Regions from separate parts of the Homo sapiens genome. Here regions 1 and 3 are each linked to region 2. A link is a loop called in an ENCODE intact Hi-C map of the cell type or tissue named here. Cell type or tissue: GM12878. All regions are shown on one strand. Region 1 has its middle 30 kb from the start of TMEM45A. Region 2 overlaps TBC1D23 (TBC1 domain family member 23). Region 3 overlaps ADGRG7 (adhesion G protein-coupled receptor G7).

Region 1 (8,000 bases), 150 kb before region 2:
AAAGGCCAACATTCCTGACCCCTGAGAGCAACAGGGGGGCAGGGGGCAGGTTGCAGTATCCCCTGCCTTCCGAAAAAGTCTGAGGATAAGAAAGCTCAGAAACAAAAGTGAAAGAGATTGTTGGGTCCACATTTTACTCAACCTTCTGACAAATGCCAGACAAGCCTCCAAAATGATGCAGAATTTTTTGCTCTGAACTAAGGTTCAGCTTGGTCTGGGTTCTTGTCTCACAATCAGGAAGAAGTAGATACATGGACACTGGAAGAGTGAGCAAGGCAGGAAGTTTTACTGAGTGATGAAACAGCTTTTAGTGGGGAAGTTACACAGGGGTAGTTCCCCTGCCTGAAGGTAAGAGAGTTTCCAATATGGCTGAGCCCAGGGCTTTTTATGGGCTCAGAATAGGGAGTGCGTGCTGATTAGCTTGTGAGTATGCAAAAAAGTCAAAGACACCACTTAAAAATGGGCATGATAGTGTAGGAAACCAATTAGGAAAGGGTAGGTATATGTAAAATAGTTGAAGGCTGAGTATCAATCAGAGGAAAGCACGCCAAACAGGAGGGCGGGTTCTCAATCTGGTTCAAGGATTTACCTGGGACTGTTTCTGACTTGAAGGTTGAATTTCACCGGGGACCCACCCCTACCTGCCTAGGTATTTATCAACAAGGCTGCAATCAAGTTGTCAGTCATGTGAAGCTCGATTAAAGAAGGATCCATTTCCAAGTTCACATGGCTGTTAGCAGGATTCAGTTCTTTGCAGGTTTTCAGAATGAGGGCATTTCCTTGATGACTACTGGCAAGAGGTCACCCTCAATTCCTTCCCCACGGGCTTCTTCATATGGCAGCTTAAACCCCCTTATACATATATAGTTTGCAAATATTTCTTCCCAATCTGTAGGTTGCCATTTCATTTTGTTGTTTCCTTTGCTATGCAGAAGCTTTTTAGTTTGATATAGTCCCATTTATTTATTTTTGCTTTTATAGTGAGCTTTTGGTATGATATCCAAAAAATTACTGCCACTGCCAGTGTCCAAAAACTTTTTCCCTTTGTTCTCTTTTAGGAAATTTATAGTTTCAGGTTTACATTTAGGTATTTTATCAATTTTGCAAAACTCCTAATTTTGGTACATAGCATCTGTTACAGTCAGCCCTCTGTATCTGTGGGTTCCACATCCAGGGATTCAACCAACCATGAAAAAATATTTGAGAAAAGATAAATGGTTGTGTCTGCCCTGAACATCCACAAATTTGTTTTTCTTTTTATTATCCCCTAAATAATACAGTATAACAACTAGTTATATAGCATTCACATTGTATTAGGTATTATAAACAACCTAGAAATGATTAAAAGTACAGTTATTATTCCTTGTTATATGTGGGGGATTTGTTCCAGGACTCCCAAGTACACCAAAAGCCATGCATACTCCAGGTCTTGAAGTCAGCCCTTTGGAACCCACGTATAAGAAGAGTTGGTGCTCCATATACACTGGTTTGACATTCCTCAATAATGTATTTTCCATCTGTGTTTGGTTGAAAACATCTGCTTATAAGTGGACCTGCACAGTTTAAGCCAACATTGTTCAAAAGTCAACTGTATACAGAACGATATGCATAGGTTATATGCCAATGCTACACCATTTTATATAGGAAACTTGAGCATCCATGGATTTTGGTATCCACAGGGGGTCCTGGAATCAATCCCCTATGGATAGTGAAGGACAGCTGTGTATCTTGATGCCTCAGCCAAAATCTCAATATAAGCATTCTGTTTTGTGTATATGTCTATTTTTCCAACAAAAATTGAAGTTCCTTGAAGGCAAGGACTGTGTCTCACTCATCTTGGTGTGCCCCACCTATTACGCTGCAGTACATGCAGCCCTTAGTAAATATCCATGAATTAGCAAAGCAGAGAGGAAACTGTTTCAAGATGTTTATAATACTTAAGAAATGGCTTTGCTGGCTGGGCATGGTGGCTCACACCTGTAATCCCAGCATTTTGGGAGGACAAGCTGGGCTGATCACTTGAGGCCAGGAGTTCGAGACCAGCCTGGCCAACATGGCAAAACCCCATCTCTACCAAAAATAGAAAACTTAGTCAGGCATGTTGGGGCATGCCTGTAATCCCAGCTATTAGGGTGGCTGAGGCAGGAGAATCACTTGAACCCGGGAAACAGAAGTTGCAGTGAGGAGATCGCACCACTGCACTTCAGCCTAGATGACAGAGTGAGACTTTGTCTCAAAAAAAAAAATGCCTTCACTGTTGTTTCATTCATTATTTCTTTCACTCATTCAACAAACCTATTCATGCACCATGCTGTTTGCCAAGAGGATATTCTCAACTTAGAAGGAGAGTACCATAATTTCTTTTCCCACTTCAAGAAACTCTTCTTTGTCTTCTAGCCACAGAGCTAACAATGACTAATGACGGAACTTTGGGAAAGCAGCATGCTAATATGTCTGAAGTGGCATAGCAATATTGCCTCTGTGATGTATCCCTCCCTGAAATTGTCACACCATGTGATTCACTCAAAACCTTCCAATAGCTTCCCATGACACTTAGAATAACAACCACCTAGGTAACAGATTATCCACCCTTTGCATTTTCCAGCTTCGTTTTCCATTGCACACCTGTCATGCACTCCTTTCCAGGAATATGTTGCTATTTTTAAAAGAAGCCAAGCAAGCTCTTACCTTAGTGCCTTTACACTGCTGCGCTGCTGCCTGAGACCCTTTTCCCTCATTTCATTCATACCTCAGCTCAAATACCACCTCATCAGACAGGCTTTTTTGGAAACTCACTCTTAAAAAGCATTCCCGTTATCTCTATTTCCTAACTGTTTTTGATTCTTCATGACATTATGCTATATTTTTCTTTGATTTTTGTTTACCATCTGACATGGTTTGGCTCTGAATCCCCACTCAAATCTCATCTCGAATTGTAATCCCCACGTGTTGAGGGAGGGAACTGGTGGGAGGTGATTTGATCATGGGGGCAGTTTCCCCCATGTTTTTCTCATGATAGTGAAGAAGCTTTTAAGAGATTTGATGCTTACACCTGTAATCCCAGCCCTTTAGGAGGCTGAGTGGGGAGGATCATTTGAGCCCAGGAGCTCAAGGCTGCAGTGAGCTATGATCACACCACTGTACTCCAGGCTGGATGACAGACTCTAAAAAAAAAAAAAAGAAAGAAAGAAAGAAAAGAAAAACGTAACGATAGTGATTTTGTCTTTGGCCAAACACTGAGGCTTGCGTCCAGCATTACCTGTCCAAATGCTGGTTCAAGTCTGCCCCCTAGAGTAGAGTAACCAGAATGTCTTGACAGTAATAATGAGCTGTATTAAGGTCATAACAACACTTGGCTTTTCTGGGAGGCTGTCATACTGTTTTCTGCATTACTTGAAAGTGTGTCAGCTATTACTTTTATAAGCAAAAAAAGTTTCCATTTTAGGAGGGAAAATATCAACTCCAAATACAGTTTTTCATTGTGAGAGAGTCATCTATGACAGTGTTTGGCCTACAATAGGCAGAATTAATTCAAGTTTTAGGGTCCTGCTTGTTTAGAGTCACACTCTCAAACTGTATATGGTCGTCGCTCAGTATGCACAGGAGGTTGGCCCAGGATCCTCACAGATACCAAAATCCGATGATGTTCATATCTCTTATATAAAATGACATAGTAATTGCATATAACCTATTCACATCTTCCTACATACTTTAAATCATCTCTAGATTACTTATAATACCTAACACAATGTAAACACTATGCAAAAAGTTGCTATACTGTATTGTTTTTATTTGGATGGTCTTTTATTGTTGTATTATTATTATTATTGGTTTTATTTTTGAATGTTTTTGATCTGTGATTGGTCGAATCTGTTGATGTAGAACCTGTGCATATGGAAAGCCAGCTATATATTGAGATGCTACTATGTGATAGGTGCCTATTAAGTTTTGGGAATGGAAAGATGATTAAGATATGGTTTCTCTCACTAAGAGTTCACGGGCTAGAGAGGAAGACAGACGTGTAAGGAAATCATTCCATTACATAATGAAGCCTACATGAGCTATACTATAGCACAAGAAAGAATATGAATAGACAGGGCACTTTTATTTCGAGAAGAAAGACGGAAACAAGGAAGAACGGAAGAAAGACAGTTTAGGTATAACAAAATTTACTTAAAATGTTGTAACTAGTATTAGGCCAATTAACCCAAAATAGCACCTTGGATTAATTAAATTTAAATACATTTTAAGCTCAGTTAAACTTAAAAACTAAAATGTTAGTAATATAAAAAGAGGTTTGAAAGTTAGCCAAGGTATAGATCAGTGCTATCTAATAGAAATATAATATGAGACATATATGCTGTTTTAAATTTTCTAGTAACTACATTTATATAAGGAAAAAAGATAATTAATTTTCATAATATATTTGATTTAACCAAATATATCTAAAATATTATTATTTCTATTGTAAGAAATGAAGCAAGATATAAAGGGCCTGAAATCAGGTTGTAGCAATGAGAATAGAGGGAATTCGGTAGATCCAAGTGATATTTAGAGGCAAAATAGACACAAGTTGATGATTAATTAGATGGAGAATGGGAGAAAAGGAGGAGTACAAGTGGCTTCAAACCCAGGTAAGTTCTTCCACGAGCAACTGGTAAATGATGCTACCAGTCACTGAGATAGGGAACACAGAAAGAGGGGCAGAAGGAGAGCAGACAGGGCAATAAAGAACAGTTTACTTTCAAAAGATGAGTTTGAGATGTCTGTGAAACCTGTAACTAATATGTCCAAAGGATGCTTTTATATATGAGTGTGCTGCTCAGGAGAGAGTCTGCACCACAGGGACAGATTTGGGAGCCATCAGCACATAGGTGGCCGATACCCTGCACGTGTTTGAGATTACCCAGGGAAGATAAGGTAACTGAGGCAAATGCTTAGACAGAGCTCTGAAGAAAATCCGTATTTAAGGTATATGGATCTCTCACCAAAGCACCAAAACAACCAGCAGTGATAGGAGAGGTACAAGGAAAACCAGAAGAATATAAGTCTCAACAGCCAGCCAGAGAGGGGCTTCAAGAGGGAGGGAGTAATCAGCAATGTCTGATGCTTCTAGAAAGTCAAGCAAAGTCAAGAGATGTTTTCACAGAATTTGACAGTAAGGAGCTCAAGGGTGACTTTGAAGAGAACGGTTTCTATAAAGGGTAAGGACAGAAGTCACATTGCAGCAGACTCAAAACTGAGGGGAAATGTAGATAACTCTTCAAGAAGTTTTCTATGAAAAGGAAGATAGCTAAGTTGGTTACTATTGGCTATCAAGAATGGTATCTCTTGGTATGTTATGAGGGAAAGTTTTTATGGCAGAAGTGACGGCCGGGCGCGGTGGCTTACGCCTGTAATCCCAGCACTTTGGGAGGCTGAGGTGGGCGGATCACGAGGTCAGGCGATTGAGACCATCCTGGCTAACACGGTGAAACCCCGTCTCTGCTAAAAAAAATATAAAGAAATTAGCTGGGCATGGTGACCGGCGCCTTAGTCCCAGCTACTCGGGAGGCTGAGGCAGGAGAATGGCGTGAACCCCGGAGGCGGAGCTTGCAGTGAGCCGGGATCTCGCCACTGCACTCCAGCCTGGGCGACAGAGCGAGACTCCGTCTCAAAAAAAAAAAAACAAAGTGACTTGACTCCACTTAAACACCATTTAAAATTATGTAATAAACAATTTTATCGATTAAAGAGATGTTAATGATATATTCTTAACTGAAATGAGATTATGACTGAAAAAGTGTTTGATGTGCACTTACGTTCATGTGCACATGTACACGTAAATAGCATTCTGGAAGTACATACACCAAGGCATTAACCATATTTATCTCCGAGAAGGTAAACAAACACATTTAAAATTTTTGTTCTGTTAGGCGTGGGGGCTCACACCAGTAATCTCAGCACTTTGAAGAGGCCAAAGCAGGAAGATCTCTTGAGCCCAGGAGTTTCAGAACAGCCTGGGCAACATAGGGAAACCCCCCCACCTTACAAATACTTTTTTTTTAATTAGCTGGCTGTGGTGGTGTATGCCTATGGTCCCAGCTACTGGGGCGACTAGGGTGGCAGGATCACTTGAACCCAGGAGGTTGAGGCTGCAGTGAGCAGTGTTTGCACGGTGGAAGATGATTGGATCATGGGGAAAGTTTCCCCAGTGCTGTTCTCATGATTGTGAATGAATTCTCACAAGATCTGATGGTTTTATAAAGCAATTTTCCCTGCTCTTGCTAGCTCTCTCTTTCCTGCCATCAAGTGAAGAAGGTCCTTGCTTCCCCTTCGCCTTCTGCCATGATTGTAGGTTTCTTGAGGCCTCCCCAGCCATGTGCAAATGTGAGTCGATTAAACCTCTTTTAAACCTCTTTTCTTTATAAATTACCCAGTCTTGGGCAGTTCTTTTTTTTTTTTTTTTTTTTTTTTTAGATGGCGTCTCACTCTGCCACCCAGGCTGGAGAGCAGTGGAGCAATCTCAGCTCACTGCAACCTCTGCCTCCCAGGTTCAAGCAATTCTCCTGCCTCAACCTCTCGAGTAGCTGGGATTACAAGTGCCTGCCACCACACCTGGCTAATTTTTGGTATTTTTATTAGAGATGGAGTTTCACTGTGTTGGCCAGGCTGGTCTTGAACTCCTGACCTCAGATGATCCACCTGCCTCGGTCTCCCAAAGTGCTGGGATTACAGGCATGAGCCACTGCATCTGGCCTTGTGCAGCTCTTTATAGCAGTGTGAGAATGGGCAAATATAGGAAATCGGTACTGCAGAGAGTGGGGTACTGCGATACAGGTACCAAAAAATGTGGAAGTGACTTTGAAACTGGGTAACAGGCAGAGGTTGGAACAGTTTGGAGGGCTCAGAAGACAGGAAAATGTGGGAAAGTTTGGAACTTCCTAGAGACTTGTCAAATGGTTTTGACCAAAATGCTGATAGCAGTGTAGACAATGAAGTCCAGGCTGAGATGGTCTCAGATGGAGATGCAGAACTTTTTGGAAACTGGAGCAAAGTTCACTCTTGCTACGCTTTAGCAGAGCAACTGGTGGCATTCTGCCCTTGCCCTAGAGATCTGTGGAACTTTGAAGTTGAGAGACATTATCTGAAATTGGAACTTATGTTTAAAAGGGAAGCAGAGCATAAAAGTTTGGAAAATGTGCAGCCTGACAATATGGTAAAAAAGAAAAATCCATTTTCTGGGGAGAAATTCAAACTGGCTAGAGAAATTTGCACAGGTAACAAGGTGCTGAATGTTAATTACCAAGACAATGGGGAAAATGTCTCCAGGGCATGTCAGAGACTTTCACAGCAGCCCCTCCCATCACAGACCCAGGGGCCTAGGAGGAAAAATGGTTTCCTGGGCCAAGTCCAGGGCTCCCCTGCTGTGTGCAGCCTTGGATTTGGTGCCCTGCATCCCAGCTGCTCCAGCTGTGTCTAAAAGGGACCAAGGTACAGCTCAGGCTGTTGCTTCAGAAGGTGCAAGCCCCAAGTCTTGGCAGCTTCCATGTGATGTTGGTTCTGCGGGTGCACAGAAGACAAGAAATGAGGTTTGGGAACCTCTGCCTAGATTTCAGAAGATGTATGGAAACACCTGGATGTGCAGGCAGAGGTGTGCTGCAGGGACAGAGCCCTCATGGAGAATCTCTGCTAGGGCAGTGCAGAAGGGAAATGTGGGGTTGGAGCCCCCACAGAGAATCCCTACTGGGGCACTGCCTAGTGGAGCTGTGAGAAGAGGGCCTACCATCCTCCAGACCCCAGAATGGTAGATACACTGACAGCTTGCACTGTGCACCTGGAAAAGCTGCAGATACTCAACACTAGCCATGAAAGCAGCTGGTATATGGAGGGCTGGGCAGAGGGGCTACAAAGCCACAGGGATGGAGCTGCCCAAGGCCATGGGAGCCTACCCTTTGCATCAGTGTGCCCTGAATGTAAGACATGGAGTCAAAGGAGATTGTTTTGGGGTTTTTAGATTT
Region 2 (8,000 bases):
TGTCACATTTGTAGACTTCTTTTGAAAGGTTTGACAAAAATGTACATATACATGCATATGTATATATATATACATACGAAATGGGGTGGTATTAAAAGGTGGTAACAGTTGATAAATCTAAGAATCATGGCCGGCCACGGTGGCTCACACCTGTAATCCCAGCACTTTGGGAGGCCGAGGTGGGCGGATCACCTGAGGTCCGGAGTTCGAGACCAGCCTGACCAACATAGAGAAACCCCGTCTCTACTAAAAATACAAAATTAGCCGGGGGTGGTGGCGCATGCCTGTAATCCCAGCTACTCTGGAGGCTGAGGCAGGAGAATCACTTGAACCTGGGAGGCAGAGGTTGCTGTGAGCAGAGATCGTGCCACTACACTCCAGCCTGGGCAACAAGAGCAAAACTCCGTCTCAAAAAGAAAAAAAAAGAATCATAAGGGTGTTCAATGTACTATTCCTTCAACATTTTTGTATAAAATTTTTCAAAATAAAAATTACATAATACTGTAAATTCAAGACCTGTAATACAAGTAGACAGAAGGGAATTATATCTTATTGTACTAGGATAAATAAAGGTTCTTCTGTAGTTCAGTTTTGTATTATTAACTTCCCCAAATTCAATTTTACTTCTTATGAAGACATTTTTAAAAGTACCTGGGAAACATGTGTCCACTTTCTTTTACTTCTTTACAAGGAAAATGATGTTTGACATCTGGTTTGTTTATCCAAGTCTGAATGTTTACAACCTCTTTTCTATCATCATCTGACATTGAAGAACTGTCAATTTCATCTATAAAAAATACAAAGTATTAAATATGGATATTACCAACTTTTAAAATGATACATTCCCTAACAGTCTAAAAAAATTTCAGTAGTATTTTGAAGATATGGATTGAAAAACAAACAGCCTGGGCACAGTGACTCACGCCTGCAATCACAGCACTTTGGGAGGCTGAGGCAGGCAGATCACCTGAGGGCAGGAGTTGGAGACCAGCCTGGGCAACATGGTGAAACCCCATCTCTACTAAAAAATACAAAAAATTAGCTGGGTGTGGTGGTGCACACCTGTAATCTCAAATACTCGGGAGGCTGAGGCATGAGAATCGCTTGAACCCAGGAGGTGGAGGTTGCAGTGAGCTGAGATTGCGCCACTGCACTCCAGCTTGGGCAACAGAATGAGACTGTCTCAAAAAAAAGAAAAAAAAAAAAAAAGAATAACGCAATCAATTCTAATCCTGCTACTCTATTTCCTTATGCCACTGATAATATAGAAATATTATTATCAAACATCACTTTCATATGGTAACAAAGTCAGGTTTAAATATTAAGAATACACTTTTAAAGATTAAACCATTTGGGGTATTTCAATTGTTTTGATATGCATAACTTAACTATGATCTGACTAGTCTGTAAAGAGATGGCTGAATTGTTAAACAATAGGCACCTATCTTGAGAGTAAAGATGGCAGATTTCGTTTTATCTTGCTGCTTTTTTGATTTTAAGGAAAATAATAAAATCAATCCTGAGATAAATAAGTAAAAATTTAAGGTTATTTTCCCTAAGAGAAATATAAAATAATTATATTTTCTAATTTAAGAAAGGGATAATACAGTCTCTAAGGTAAATAATTACAGGTTCTGTCCTTTGCTTTCTAACAAATACTGCAAAATATAGAGACATAATGAAAAAGGAAATCGCACGTTATCTACACCAGCTTAAACAAAAGTGAAACTCTCATGTATCTCCTCCTACTCACATTCTCCTCCCTTCCCCACCAAGAAATACTAATTATCTGAATTTGGTGTTATCAGTTCCATACATGTCTTTGCTTTAACATATATGCATATCCCTAAATAATATACAGTAGTATTCTATACTTAAATGTATATAAATGTATATATACACTTAAATGTATATAAATGTATATAAAAAGTAGACTACTCAACTGCATTCTTCCACAACTGCTACCCTACTCCCAACATCTGAAATTCATACATACTGATACACATAGTTTCAGTTTTCTCACTTTCATTATGGTCCAATTTTCCATATTGTAAATATGTGTGTGTAGATACATGATAAATGTAAATATGACACAATTTATTCATCCATTTGCCTCTCCCCTTTGTTAATGGAAGAAGTTGAGATATTCAGAGAGTTAACAGAAAGAGATGGCAACAGAGAGGGGAAAAAAGAAGAAAAGGAAACAAGCAGAAATATCACATTTACCTCTCTGCAAGTTTTCTGAAAAGTGATTTCATGTATCTATTAAAATGTCAAATGTGATTCCCTATAACCTAGCAATCTTACTTAGCAGTAAGATTTAAAATTTAAAATTCTTAGCAGAATTTACCCTCTGAATATACTGTCATCAGAAGCTAATCTACATATATATCTTTATATAAAGATCCAGTGTCATTTGAAACAAACAAAAAACCTGGAAAACCACCAGTGTCAACTGGAAGACTGACTAAATAAAGTATGGTATGTTTATATGATAGAAGGAGAATGAGGAGATACATGAGCTGAAATGGAAAATATGCAACATGTATTTATTACTAACTGGAAAAAGCAAGGTGAGATTTGGGAGTCTTTTTTTCTCATTCTGTACATTTATATATTTTTTCCCTAACTCAGTACACATATTAACCAATATTAGTTATGACTGCTTACCTAACTCAATACACATATTAACCAATATTAGTTATGATTGCTTAATTAGGATAAGCTGGACAGTAGAATTATAAACCAAAGACTAAATTTTTTTTTTTTTTTTTGAGACAGAGTCTTGCTGTGTCACCTAGGCTGGAATGTAGTAGCATGATCTTGGCTCACTGCACCTCCGCCTCCTGGGTTAAAGCGATTCTCTTGCCTCAGCTTCCCAATTAGCTGGGATTATGGGCATGCACTCCCATGCCCAGCTAATTTTTGTACTTTTAGTAGAGACACAGTTTCATCATGTTGGTCTTGAACTCCTGACCTCAAGTGATCCGCCCGCCTCAGCCTCCCAAAGTGCTGGGATTACAGCGTGAACCACCGCGCCCGGCCTAAATTATTTTTTTTAAAACATAACCACAGAGAAGATAAACTTCCCTGACACAGTATCACCATCTTGTGGCCCTTTAGGATATTGCCTCCAGTTTCAAGACTTCAGATGTCTCAATTTTGTAATTTTCAGTGCTTTAGTCCCACAACTCTCAATCTCCTAGGTGGCTGATCAAAGGAATTTCAATCTGATCAAAGGGATTTCAATCCCATCACTTGGATTTAAATACTATTTCCACACTGATAGCCTCCAAATTATCATCAGTTTAAACCTCTCTCCTTAGCTGAAGACACCTATAATCAACTGCCTCTACTCAACATTTCTGCTTGGATTCCTTTTTTTTAAAATTTTATTATTATTATACTTTAAGTTTTAGGGTACATGCGCACAACATGCAGGTTTGTTACATATGTATACATGTGCCATGTTGGTGCTTGGATTTCTAATACGTACAACAATTCAAGGTGTCTAAAACCAAACTCTTAATAGAAAGCCACAGATTCTCCAATTATTTCTACAGAATCTCATTTTTTTAAAAAAGCAGTTGATTGGCTATTCCCAGAATGACTGCTGTAATCACTCCTAATGACAGCAAAGCTGTCTGTAGCTAAGTGTATTACTACACCTGTGTCGTATTCTTCTTCATCCCCAATGCTGAAAACAGGCTTTACGCCACGGTAAGGCTTGCCCACTCTGTCACTGCTGCTCACATGCCTATATTCAAAGAATTTTAGGAGAGAAATAATCACTTAAGAAGTTATCAAAGATTTTTACCAAGCATCATTTGAATATTCACACAAAATGTAATTATTCCTTACCTGACCCCCCCAAAACCCCATGTACTACCCATAGTTTTAGGAGAGCTATGTTAAGGAAATTAAAAGAAGATAAAGAAATTATGTTAGCAAAAGTGGCATAAGGCCTTGGTAGGCTGAATGCTCTTAAATATGTAAAAATTAAATTTTAAACAATTTCAATATCCATATTAAAACCAATGCTTAGATCTGTTTGGCCTTGCGGAAGTTATTTAGCCTTTTGTGTTTCTGATTCCTCCTCTGTAAAATAGTGCTAACAATATCTACCTGTCAGGGTTATAGTAAGAACTAAATCAGTCAATTTTATTGTAAAACTATTAGGACAATGCCTGGTGCTACCTTCATGTCTGTTAGGTAAAATAAGTTACTAACACCAAATATTCAAATTCCAATATGATTGGTTAAGGCTTCTCATATAAGTGCAGGTGTCTTAAGGGTTATCTTCACATTTTTTTATTACTGTTACTTTTGTTTCAATAGAAATGAAGATTCTACTTTTGTTGTGTAAATATAAGCCATAAAAATGAATCTGCCTCGGCCGGGCGCGGTGGCTCACTCCTGTAATCCCAGCACTTTGGGAGGCCGAGGTAGGTGGATCACCTGAGGTCGGGAGTTCAAGACCAGCCTGACCAACGTGGAGAAACTCCGTCTCTACTAAAAATACAAAATTGGCTGGGCATGGTGGCGCATGCCTGTAATTCCAGCTACTCTGGAGGCTGAGGCGGGAGAACCACTTGAACCCGGGAGGCAGAGGTTGCGGTAAGCCAAGATAGCGCCATTGCACTCCATCCTGGACAACAAGAGTGAAACTCCATTTCAAAAAAAAAAAAAAAAAAAAAAAAAGAATCTGCCTCTTTTTCAAAAGGCAGAGGCATAAATAACATGTAAACTCAAACTTGATTAGGTCTATAGGAAGTGTGACCTTTCTTTGGAATATAAAAATTAATATCCTATTAATTTTCAGGTAATCCCAAATAAACTAACAGGTAAAATTAAAATGTGTCAATAAAATACTACATGTTTCTGAGGGGAAAAGCATTGTTTTACTTGTAGGATAAGGTTCAGCTAAAATTACCTACTACAAAGGAAGACTCTAGCTTTTTTGGGTGTGTGCATGTAACATGAAAACACTCAAAATCTTCTATTTTCAAGAGCTATTCCAATGTGAGAAAAAATCAAGTTACATGCCTTTAGTTATTAGTAGTAGTAGTAGTATTTTAGAGCCAGGGTCTCACTCCGTCACCCAGGCTAGAGTACAGTGGCGCAATCTTAGCTCACTGCAGCCTCGAATTCTTGGGCTGGAGCAATCCTTCTGCCTCAGCCTCCCATGTAGCTGGGACCACAGTGTGGGACCACGGGGGTGTGCCACTACGCCTGCCTAATTTTTTTATTTTTTCAGAGACAGGATCTTGCTATGCTGCACAGAATGGTCTTGAACTCTTGGACCCGTGATCCTCCCACCTCAGCCTCCCAGTGCTGAGATTACAGGTGTGAACCACCACACTTGGCCTTTACTTAGGTTTAGAATTCAAATTTCCCAGAAGATAGAGATCAAATCTATACTTTACACACTATCAATAAAAATTTTTTTTGTGCCGGTTACAGTGGCTCACGCTTGTAATCCCAGCACTTTGGGAGGCCGAAAGATCCGAGGTGGGCAGATCACGAGGTCAGGAGATCGAGACTATCCTGGCTAACATGGTGAAACCCCGTCTCTACTAAAATTTAAAAATCAGCTGGGTGTGGTGGCACGCACCTGTAGTCCCAGCTACTTGGGAGGGCGAGACAGGAGAATCACTTGAACCCAGGAGGCACAGGTTGCAGTGAGCCGAGATTGCGCCACTGCACTCCAGCTTGGGCAACAGAGCAAGACTCGGTCACAAAAAAAAAAAAAAAAAAAAAAAAATTTTGTAGCCTAATTTTGTTGATTTACTTCTTCCAAAATAACATTCCTCAATAAATATAATGAGAGTTTAGTGTATAACAAATATTCTTTGGAAATTACAAGTTAGGTTAATCAATACATAGGCTTAAAGTCTGATTAAATTACAAGTGACATAATCATTTGGTTTTATGTTAAAATATATCTAATACAAAATTGTCCTGTAAATTACCAAACTATGCTCATGAGAGATAGAAAATGATATAATTTGGATGCCTTTGAAACTCAGATTCAGCTTTCTTACAAAAAGCAAAGACAGAGGTAAGAGCTTTATCTAAAAATGCTTTGATGCCATCTAGATTGTAAAATTTTATATAGATTAGATTATAAGTTTTCTCCTAATATTAAGCACAATTAAACTGCCATAACATAAAAAGTAACAAAGATAAATGTTTACAGCGAATAAGCATTTGCTGTAACCAGATAACCAAATAACCAGAAAGTATGAGTAAAGAGATAATCCTAAAAAACAAATTATTAATTGTTAATCAAGATTTATAATACAATGCAAATTTTTTATAAACATGAATGCTAAGGATTATTGAGACATTTCTTGAAAGACTGGCTAAAAATGAATAAAATTCAACAGCTGTACTATTTTTTAAAGCACAATATCTATACTTTTTTTGCCATGGTAATAGTAGAAACATCTATAGTATGGTTTGAGTAGGCTTTAATTTACTGAGCTTAGAAAGAAACCTAATTCATTCTAACTTCTCATTAGATTCTCTTTTCAAAACAAATATATCTACCTGTGGATCAGAGATGATTTAAGTTACAAAAATTAATAATTTGAGAACTTGGGAGTTGAAAAAAATTAGACTAATTCAATGGTCCTGTAACAGAAGAAAATGGAAAGGATGATTCACAAATAGATTGTAATTTTAAAACAAGCAATTTCCTTTAAAGTAGTGCTAGGTAAAATTATTAGCAGAAGTCCTGTAATTGGCGTTGTGTAGGCATAGTCACAATAAATCAAAACTCTTAGAAGATAAGTTATTAGAGGGTGAACTATTATTATTATATTATTATTATTATTATTATTTTTTGAGACGCAGTCTCACTCTGTAGAGACGGGGTTTCACTATGTTAGCCAGGATGGTCTCAACCTCCTGACCTCGTGATCCGCCCACCTCCAACTCCCAAAGTGCTGGGATTACAGGTGTGAGCCATTGCGCCCGGCTGAAAGTATAGTCTTAGAGAGTGAAGTATTATTCTTAAAAATGCTACTTCAAGTCACTGAGAATACTGAAGTGACCCGAGAAAAATTCCATTCCATTATTCCAAAGCTTAACTTACATTGAAAATATGACTAGAATTTATTTTTTTTTCTGGCCCACTTAGGATTTATAGAATTTCTTTTTAAATGTTTGTAGGTGTTGCTGTAATTGATATTCTAAATTAAATTGCTGAAAAATTCTGTGAGTATAAGAACTGTAAAGTCACACAGAGTTAAGTTAGTAAAGTTCTTTTGTTACCCTAATTGAAGATCCAGTAGATTTTTAAACCTTAAACTTATTGTCTTTAATGAGAAGCACCTCGTTTTATTTGGGTTAGAGAAGTGACAGATTATACATTAAAGTAATCAACTACCTAGAAAAAAATGTAATTTTTTTTCAACAAAAACCAAAGGCAGAACCCTAGAACTGTAGTTTCTTGGAAGAGATTTATATATGCTAACTCAACCTATATACATACATCTTATTAAGAAAAATCTAAAAATATAAAATTACATAATGTACACAAATTAACAAAAATTTTGAACCATGAACGGTGCCTATTTTTAGGTGCTATAATTTTCTCTGCTGCTAGGCGGGAGATAGAAGCAAATGAGCACCAAAGCAGATAACCTGCCAACTCGCGACCACATACTTTCTTTGTTTCACCTTCCCCTGTCTCAGAATAAAAACTGCAGGTTTTGAACAAACTTAATTTTCATCTGTGGAATGGGTGATACAAACAAGCATGCAGGAAAAGAAATTAAAATGATCAAGCAAAAAACAAAAAGAAAAGTGTATCAATAAACATGACACACTCCTAAAAAGCAGAATGAGGAAAGTTTAGCATTTGAAATAGCTGCATGAAATTTGAGCCAAGACAGCATGAGGCTTATAGATGGCATGAAGCATATTAAAGGAAAAGGATGGTTCAAGAAAAATGCTCTACTCATTGGCTTACCGCTCTGTACATGATCTGTCTG
Region 3 (8,000 bases), 320 kb before region 2:
TCCAGGTGACCTAATTCTTCTTGGGCACTGGACAAGAATTTGGGACCCACCAAGTGCAGGTACCCAAAAAGGCTGTTATGCTGGCCCTTTGCCTTCACTGGTGGAGGGCAGCCACCCCATGTGACAAGGCAAAGGGCCCACTGGGCTGATAATGCAATGTTGTCCATGGATGGTGGAGCTAAGAGAGCATTGTAACATGCCCTCTGGGGCCTTGGGGTTGCAGGCACCCCTCTGGATGCTGCTGTGGGGCCTGCACAGAGTTCGCTCCTGACAGTGGAGAAGTGACTGGCTGATTCCCACACTTGCTCATCTACACATTCCCTCCCGCAAGGGGTTGAGTGGGGTGGGCTGAGTAAACGGGGCACCCCTATCACAAGTCCCACGAAGGGATCAAGAGTAAAGCTAAGGAAAATAATCAAAATATACCAGGGCCTTGGAAAGAGAGAAGTGAGGTGCAGCTTGGGGGATGGCAGTATGTCCTGCAAAGTGAGCTGTTCTCTGTAGCTCTATGTTTTGCAAAAGAATTTGGAAGAGGTCTTGCTGTGCATGGAAGTTGTCCCTTGGTCATGCCAAACTAAGGTGAGGAAAACAAGTTCTAATCTAAATCAGCCCAGTTACTCCCTATCTCCCAGGCCATGGCCAGCACCCCTGGATGCAGGAGGTAACATATACCACTCCATCTAGTAACTAAAGGTCAAGTGGAAAGTCACAGCTCTTATCTACATTCCAGAGGAATCAGTCAGTTACTGCATCCATGAGAGAAATAAAGATATCTCTGTTAATACTTTAGCCTAGGAAAGTAAACAGCCCTTAGTCAAGTTTTCTTTCCAAATTGAATTTGTGCTTACGTTGTAAGGGCATCATCATTAGCAGTAGCAGCAACTCTTTGAAAAGCATCTTCACTGGCATCTAGGAGTTGACTCACTGTTACTATGGCAACTTTCTTTGCCTGCCAAAGAGAAGATACTGATCATCAGAGAAGCATATATCATACATTATCATCACCATCATTATCATCATGAATCATTGTAGTAGCAAGTGGCATCACTGATATGATAATGTAGAGGGAAGCATTTTACAAAATTAAAGGTTTATTCTTTGATCCACATAAGATGACAGAGAGAATCAAGATAAGGCAAAGTGAAAATATAAATTAAGGTAGTGAATTAGGAGGTTTAAGTCCCTGAATTCGACCTCATAGCAAGATCTTTCACAGACTCCCCACCAAACTCCAAGGACACAAAATCAAATGCTTGGATTCAAAAGCAGAAACAAAATAAGAAGAGTGCAATACTCTGGTTGTTAAAAATTACAGCTCATAATACTTAGCATAACTAAGTTATACTTAGTATACCTGTTAGACTTAGTAAAATTATTTGTAGTTTTCTTTCAATCAATAACTCAGGAGTGTGTCAGAGAGATGATCTTTTGGCATTTGATTACTATTTATCTTCCCTCTTTGGGAGTGTTGAAGCCCTTCTGCCTACTTGTTAATCCTTCCATTAATTCTACATTTGGAGGTCAATATTTTCTCTTTCAATTCCATTTTTATTAACTTGAATCCCACTTACTTTTTAGCAGGAAAAATATTTCAATTTTTTTTTTCTGAAACAAAACATTTAAAGGGAATGGAAGAAAGGAGTAGCTATTTTCAGGGCATGCTGATATTCAACCTATACACAAGGTGAGTCCATATTGGTGGTTTGTAGCCCTGTTTGATCACTATCCAGCTATACCAATTAGTAAATGTTGAATATACTTGTTTTCAAGTACCAGGGTTTAGCAAATTAAAATATCAGGAATGTAAACTAGGCTTAAAGTTTTCAGAAAGCCAAGACTAAAATGTAAATATTCTTAATAGAAATGCATTGCAGTTTAAAATCACATGTTCCAAATTAAATTCTTGAAACACTATTTACTTGGAATGCACTAGGGATGGTAAGGTCAAATGTAGTTGGTAAACATATTCATAAGGTGAAGTAGACTTATGCATTCCAGGACTTCCTAAAAGACTTAATGTGATAGCCAGGTGTGGTGGTGTGTGCCTGTAGTCCCAGCTGCTTGGGAGGCTGAGACCTGAGAATCACTTGAACCCCTGAATCCAGAAAGCAGAGGTTGTAGTGACTTAAGATCGTGCCACTGCACTCCAGCCTGGGTGACACAATGAGACTCTGTCTCAAAAGAAAAAGACAACACAATAATGATCATTAGGAATATCCTAAAATAAAATATTTGGACAAGAGGCCCTTTTTTTAATCTTTGAGCGTCTCTCAGGAGTGCTATGCAAAATGCCTTTAAGCAACTTAAACCATGCTCAAACCATATTGTGGAATAAGGAGTGGTATTCAGGACATCTCTCTTTCTTTCCCAACACCCCCTCTAAAAATAAAAAAAAAATTTTTTTTAAAGCTCTGTGAGTTTTACCTCAGGTGAAGCATTTCTGGAAGTGTTGAATATCTGTCCAACCACTCGCGTAGCACTAGTGATGTTCTCAGCAGTTAATTTATTGGCATCAGATGTTAAAATCTGGACTTCAGAAGAAATGTTATTAAGTGGTGCTGTGACATCCTTTACCTGTTTTAAAAACCAGAAAAAAAACCCTAGCTTTACACAATTATGTCCAAACACTTTGTAAGCAACTGCAGGTAAATAAGCTGGAATTTAGCTGAGCCTCAATCTCCTGAACACCATGTCCACTCAGTTTTCCACGTTTGCATCCTTCCTTGTGTAAAGGACAAAGTACATGCAGACCAGTGGTTTTGCCAGCCTTTCCTGTTTGACAGGATTGATTAACTATAAGGGGCTGCCTTAGCTAGATTGGGGCTACTAGAGTGTATCCATGGGCCAGCGCTGGTTCACTGTGTGTTACAAAGGTCGTAGAGAGATAAGCACAGAAACTGAAAGCAATTGGTCAGAGATGTATATAGCAATTTTTTGCTGTTGAATCTAACAGTTCTAAAATTTTGGTTTGTATTTTATACATATTTTTTATTTCATTTTTCCAGTAATTTATTTTTATTATTTCACAAAAATATTGGTGTGCAATGGGTTCAAAATTTTTTGAACTGGCTTTTCAGCACTGGTAGTTTGGAAGGCACTGGCCGAGATGACCTCTCTAGGTGCCAGTTAGCCCCAGGGCTCTGTGTTGTGAGGCTAAAACATGCCAATCCATATTGTCATTGGTGAAGCTGGGTGTCCATGCGCGCGCACGTGTGTGTGTATGTGTGTGTGTGTGTGTGTGTGTGTGTGTCTTGGTTTTCACTAGATGGCAGCATCATTTCACAAATTATACCAGTGTTATAGGCTATTCACACTTGGGTAAGTGTCAGAAACAATACCCAATCAGTAGACAGAAACAAATAACCCTAATTCAATTGCTAGATCCCTGCTATGTGCTAGGCACTCTGTTAGATGTTTACAGGTGTTATCACATTTAATAAGCAAAACAACTTTGTGAGTTGTTCACCCTCAGGAGAAGTTAGGGACCTCAACCAAGTTTCACACAGCTTAGAAGTGGCAGAGCTAAGAACCAAACACTGGTTTGCCAGATTCCAAATTTAGCATCTTTCCTCAATCTGTGGGTTGGCACAACTTGTGTGGTTGGCAGCCACATCCACTCTCCAACTTCTGTTCCCACCCAACCCCTACCCTGCCCATCTGTGATTAGGGAGCCAGGGTAGTACAATGTGAACTTTAAAATAAAGAACAGCTCTATCACTTTTTAGCTGTGATCACTAGGCAAAATGCTTCACCTCTCAGAACCACATTTTCCTCATCTATAAAATGTGTACATTAATACCTATTTATGGTGTTATAAAAATTAAATATGATAAACTAATAAATACATTAATATTTGGCACAATATTTGGCATGCAGTAGGTGCTCAACAATTAGTAAGTGTTATTGGCTATAATTATTTATAATATGGGAATAACATTCAACTCACAGAAGTTTTATAAGGATTAAATGTGATAACATATGCAACATGCCAGGCACATGAAAGGCTGTACATAAAGGTTGGTTTCCTCTTCCTCCCCCTTGCTTGTCCCCTAGTGTTAGCTCTTCCATGCATGTGCATTTGGGTACAACTTTGGTCAAAATAATTTAATCTGCATGAAAAAACATCTAGTTAGATGTACTTTCTATTTCACCTGCTCATAGATACTGCCCTGAGACCCGCATCAGGTTTGGAGTTTCCTGTTTCCAAGGGTCTTTGATAATAGTTTCTTTCTCTTCATTCTGGTCCAGTTACACCATCAAGAGGCTTTCCTTTGGTCTCAAATGTCAGGGATCTATATCCAGTCAAAACTTCCACAAAGATGAAGCCATTTTTAATGTGCTATTGATCATCATTTGCTGAAATTTGATGAAACAACAGTCCTTTTTCACAAACTGATGTCAACTTTTAAAAATAAGAGTGGCGGCCAGGTGTGGTGGCTTACTTACTACGCCTGTAATCCCTGCACTTCGGGAGGCTGAGGCAGGCGGATCACCTGTGGTCAGGAGTTCGAGACCAGCCTAGCCAACATGGTGAAACCCCATCTCTATTAAAAATACAAAAATTAGTCGGGCACGGTGGTATGAGTAATCCCAGCTTACTCAGGAGGCTGATGCAGGAGGATTGCTTCAACCTGGGAGGCAGAGGTTACAGTGAGCCGAGACGGTGCCATTGCACTGCAGCCTGGGTGACATGAGCAAAACTAGGTCTCAAAATAAATAAATAAATAATAAGAGTGGCTTTAGTCACTAGTTTTTGTTATTACTAATTTGAGAGTTTTAAAAGAATTGATTTGACCATCAGGTATCTGAAGAACAGAAACTGCACGGAATCAGAACTTCTTCCAGTTGCCCATCAGTGAGTCATATGGCATACCTGCTTTTCCAGGGTTTCCAGATTTTCATTGCAATTTCCTATTGTCACTTTTTGTAATTCTATCTCTCCATATAGAGAGAGACTGCACAACCGGACTGCCATTGGATTGCCCGCTTTAATACAAAGAAATTTTTTATTAAAAATAAGTATTTATTAAAATTATTGCCTATTATTTTTAGGCAATAACTAATTTTTATTAAAAGTTATAATTTATTAAAAATTATTGCCTATTATTTTTAGGCAGATACCACTTATTATCTTGATTTTTGAATCTGGACTTCAAAAGACCAGTTGACTATTTCCTTCCTTTGATGTCTTCAAGTAAGATTTACCTTTCAACAATAAGGTACATAATGGCTTTGAAGTGGATATGATGAGAGAATGCTAGGCTGAGAGACTAGAAACAATATGAAAAATTCCTAATAGATACTGAATTATATGTTGATCTTGACTGCTTTATGAAATCTGGATAACAGCTGAAAGGCAAAGAGTTCTGTTATATTCTATTATATTTATTAGATGTTTAGTTGCCTCAATAAATGTTTGCTGGGTCATTTGGTTTATTTCCTAGGATTATCACTTAAGCCTCCCTACCTCACTGCCTTCCTGTAGTTAATACTTAAGTAGTTGCTATAGAAAAAAATCATAATTAGAGGGACAGCTGACCAAAAGGTAGATTTTTCCTCAGGACCAGCTTTGGGCAGCTCCTTCTTGGGACAACAACTAGAAACACTGAAATTAGAGATTGCTTCAATAATATGTAAAGCACAAAGTTGGAGTCACTCTTAATTTATATGATGGCTTCACCTCTACACCATGACATAATGAAAATTTCTAACATATTTATGGGCTATAAATAACTTTTAAGTGGACACATGTCAGATGCATCTTTTCCTCAATGTTACCTAAAAGTGCAAATATCCCCACTCAAAAATCATTGAAAAGTATTTTGATCATTTGGTATATAATATTGAGTAATTAGAAGCAATTATTAATATAAGACTAAAAGGAAAATTGCCAACAGTTAGAATCCAAATCTGTAAAATTATAGGCTCAATCTGAAATTTGAGGATAAATATTATAAACATGATTTTATAATAGGTGTTCAGAAAAGAAAAATTAATAACCAAATAAAAAATGTTGAGTCTCTTGTCCCAAAGAATTAATATATATTAAACAAGTGTGATGACTCTTCATGGGTATGTTACTGACACTTTTACTCTTCCTAATTCAGTAGCACAGTTATGTTTTGTAAGTTGTATCTGTTTTATAAACCATTATGAAATATTTAGGACACACAAAACATGTAAAATCAAGACAATAGTTACCAATAGCATACCATATAGTATAGTATGGTATATATAGTATATATAGTGTCAACATGGTAGAAGCCCCTTTTACGCTGTGAGTAAAAAATTCAGGAGGACTTATAGATAGAGTAGCATCATGAATACTTGAGTAAGCATGACTGATATGGCATTTCAGATATTTCTTTATAGCAATGCAAGAATGGACTAACACAATGATATATATGGGTGGAAGCAATTTGAATTCCACAAATCAAATACGGATATGCATAATTTCTCATAATAATAAGATAAAAAGTAATTTAAAAAGAGCAATTCATTTAATTTATTTAGTGCTTCAGAGTTCCCTTGACACATACAAAAATAAATATCTAAATAAAATGTCACATTCTCTTCAGGGCCATTGCCGGCAGTAGTTTTATCAAACATCTTTGTCAATGATCTAGAATTGGCTGTATTCTTGAGATATCTAGTTCCATAGGAAGTAGCGAATTACCTGCAGGAAGATGTGAGAAGTAGGACTGCTCAAATGCAAGTCAAGGCAAACAAGGGACAGGTAAAACATTAGTGGAAATTAAATGGCATAATAGGCTCTGGTTATCAGGATAGAATCTAGGAATTCCTAAAGCCTACACTCAGAAGACATTACCCAATGTGGCACTGAAATGAATCACCAAAATCTTGGATATTATCAGGGACCATATTAGAAATAGAAAATACTATTTACTCTTTCACTCTCTGAATGCCTCTATACAAGTAAGGTAGTCATGTTAAGAAAAGTAGAATGAAGCTAGAGAATGTTCCAAGATGGATAACTAAAATGACCAAAAAGGTGAAGGACTACCAACTATGAACAGACTTAACCATGCATCTCTACCTGGAAAGATGAAATCTGAAAATAGATATGATACAAGTCCATAATTTTGGCTGATTAGAACTTTTTTTTTAATTATATAACTAAAGGAGCAAATGTCAATTTAATTGAACTCCAGGAGAAAGCAAAAGCTGGAAAAATAAACCAATTAAGGAAAGATTCAGAGAAATTCACAAACAACTGATTCATATGAAACTGTTGGGAAATTTAAGATTTTGTGAGATACTACCTTAAGTTTTGAACATTAGCATCACGAAAGGGAGTTAAGTCCTTCCACAAAACCTTTCCTGATGCCCTTCAGGGACCTAACACTAGTAGGAGGTATGAGAGGTATGACTCAGCATAGTAATTCTTATGCATAGAGTAAATGTTTGGGAAAACACATACCATTTGGAGTATCCTTGCCACATGTTTGCAAGGATGGTCCATATCTGCCCACTGGGATTCTGGCAAAAGTAAAACCCATATAGGTACTATTTTCACAAAAATTAGCTGTAATAAAGAGAAAAAGTTCTTTATTATAAATTGTATTTTAAAAAAATTGAAACCAGATAAAAGTCAAAGGTCAGAACCTATGCAGTGAAATTTGAAAGGCAATAGAAGGCTTATAGAACCCACTGGCCTGTGAGGAACTTCTATACTTTGCTATCTGGTTAAGTCATTGCCGTTAGAATAACTAGTATGTTAGACAACAGGTTCCAGTTAAAATGTGCACAATATAAACCTGGGTAGAGAGGGAATGTGAGCTAGGATACTGTAACAGATTAGTTGGAATCTTCAGAACTAAAAATATAGAGCCTATAGTGGTCAACGGTACCATGAGGATGTGGGCAAAGCAAAAAGGCAAATTCATGGGATCTGTGGGATATATTGACTGGTAGGAGTATAGGAAATGATAGCAGTGGATATCTAGGGCTCTGAACCCTAAGCAGACAGCATGAAGTGT

The links. A loop is a pair of places that touch in the nucleus more often than their neighbours do. Peaks named below come from ENCODE experiments on the same cell type or tissue, not always from the same donor. Only the 100,000 strongest peaks of a DNase experiment are listed, where the experiment ranks them.
Region 1: it touches region 2 in a loop (6-fold over the local background); 12 of 110 quality-filtered maps call a loop at or near these places.
Region 3: a loop joins it to region 2, with 11 times the contacts of the local background. A loop is called at or near these places in 4 of 110 quality-filtered maps.

Annotation. Positions count from the first base shown.
Region 1 is chr3:100,458,402-100,466,401 of GRCh38, reverse strand. No RefSeq gene overlaps it. Among named protein-coding and RNA genes, the nearest start is that of TMEM45A, 30 kb to the left of the region's middle. RefSeq lists enhancers at 1-378, 108-417. In GM12878, a CTCF peak has its summit at 3,285 (motif pointing left); DNase peaks (open chromatin) are centred at 151 and 3,261; H3K4me3 peaks cover 335 bases; H3K27ac peaks cover 729 bases.
Region 2 is chr3:100,311,856-100,319,855 of GRCh38, reverse strand. TBC1D23 (TBC1 domain family member 23) reads right to left here. Exons shown (of 19, transcript NM_001199198.3): 15 at 7,979-8,000; 16 at 3,669-3,757; 17 at 652-787. Among named protein-coding and RNA genes, the nearest start is that of NIT2, 19 kb to the left of the region's middle. RefSeq lists an enhancer at 3,025-3,204. In GM12878, a CTCF peak has its summit at 3,112 (motif pointing left); a DNase peak (open chromatin) is centred at 3,101; H3K27ac peaks cover 626 bases.
Region 3 is chr3:100,630,251-100,638,250 of GRCh38, reverse strand. ADGRG7 (adhesion G protein-coupled receptor G7) reads right to left here. Exons shown (of 16, transcript NM_032787.3): 3 at 7,442-7,546; 4 at 4,874-4,986; 5 at 2,425-2,574; 6 at 849-949. Among named protein-coding and RNA genes, the nearest start is that of ADGRG7, 25 kb to the right of the region's middle. In GM12878, a CTCF peak has its summit at 3,239 (motif pointing right); a DNase peak (open chromatin) is centred at 3,280.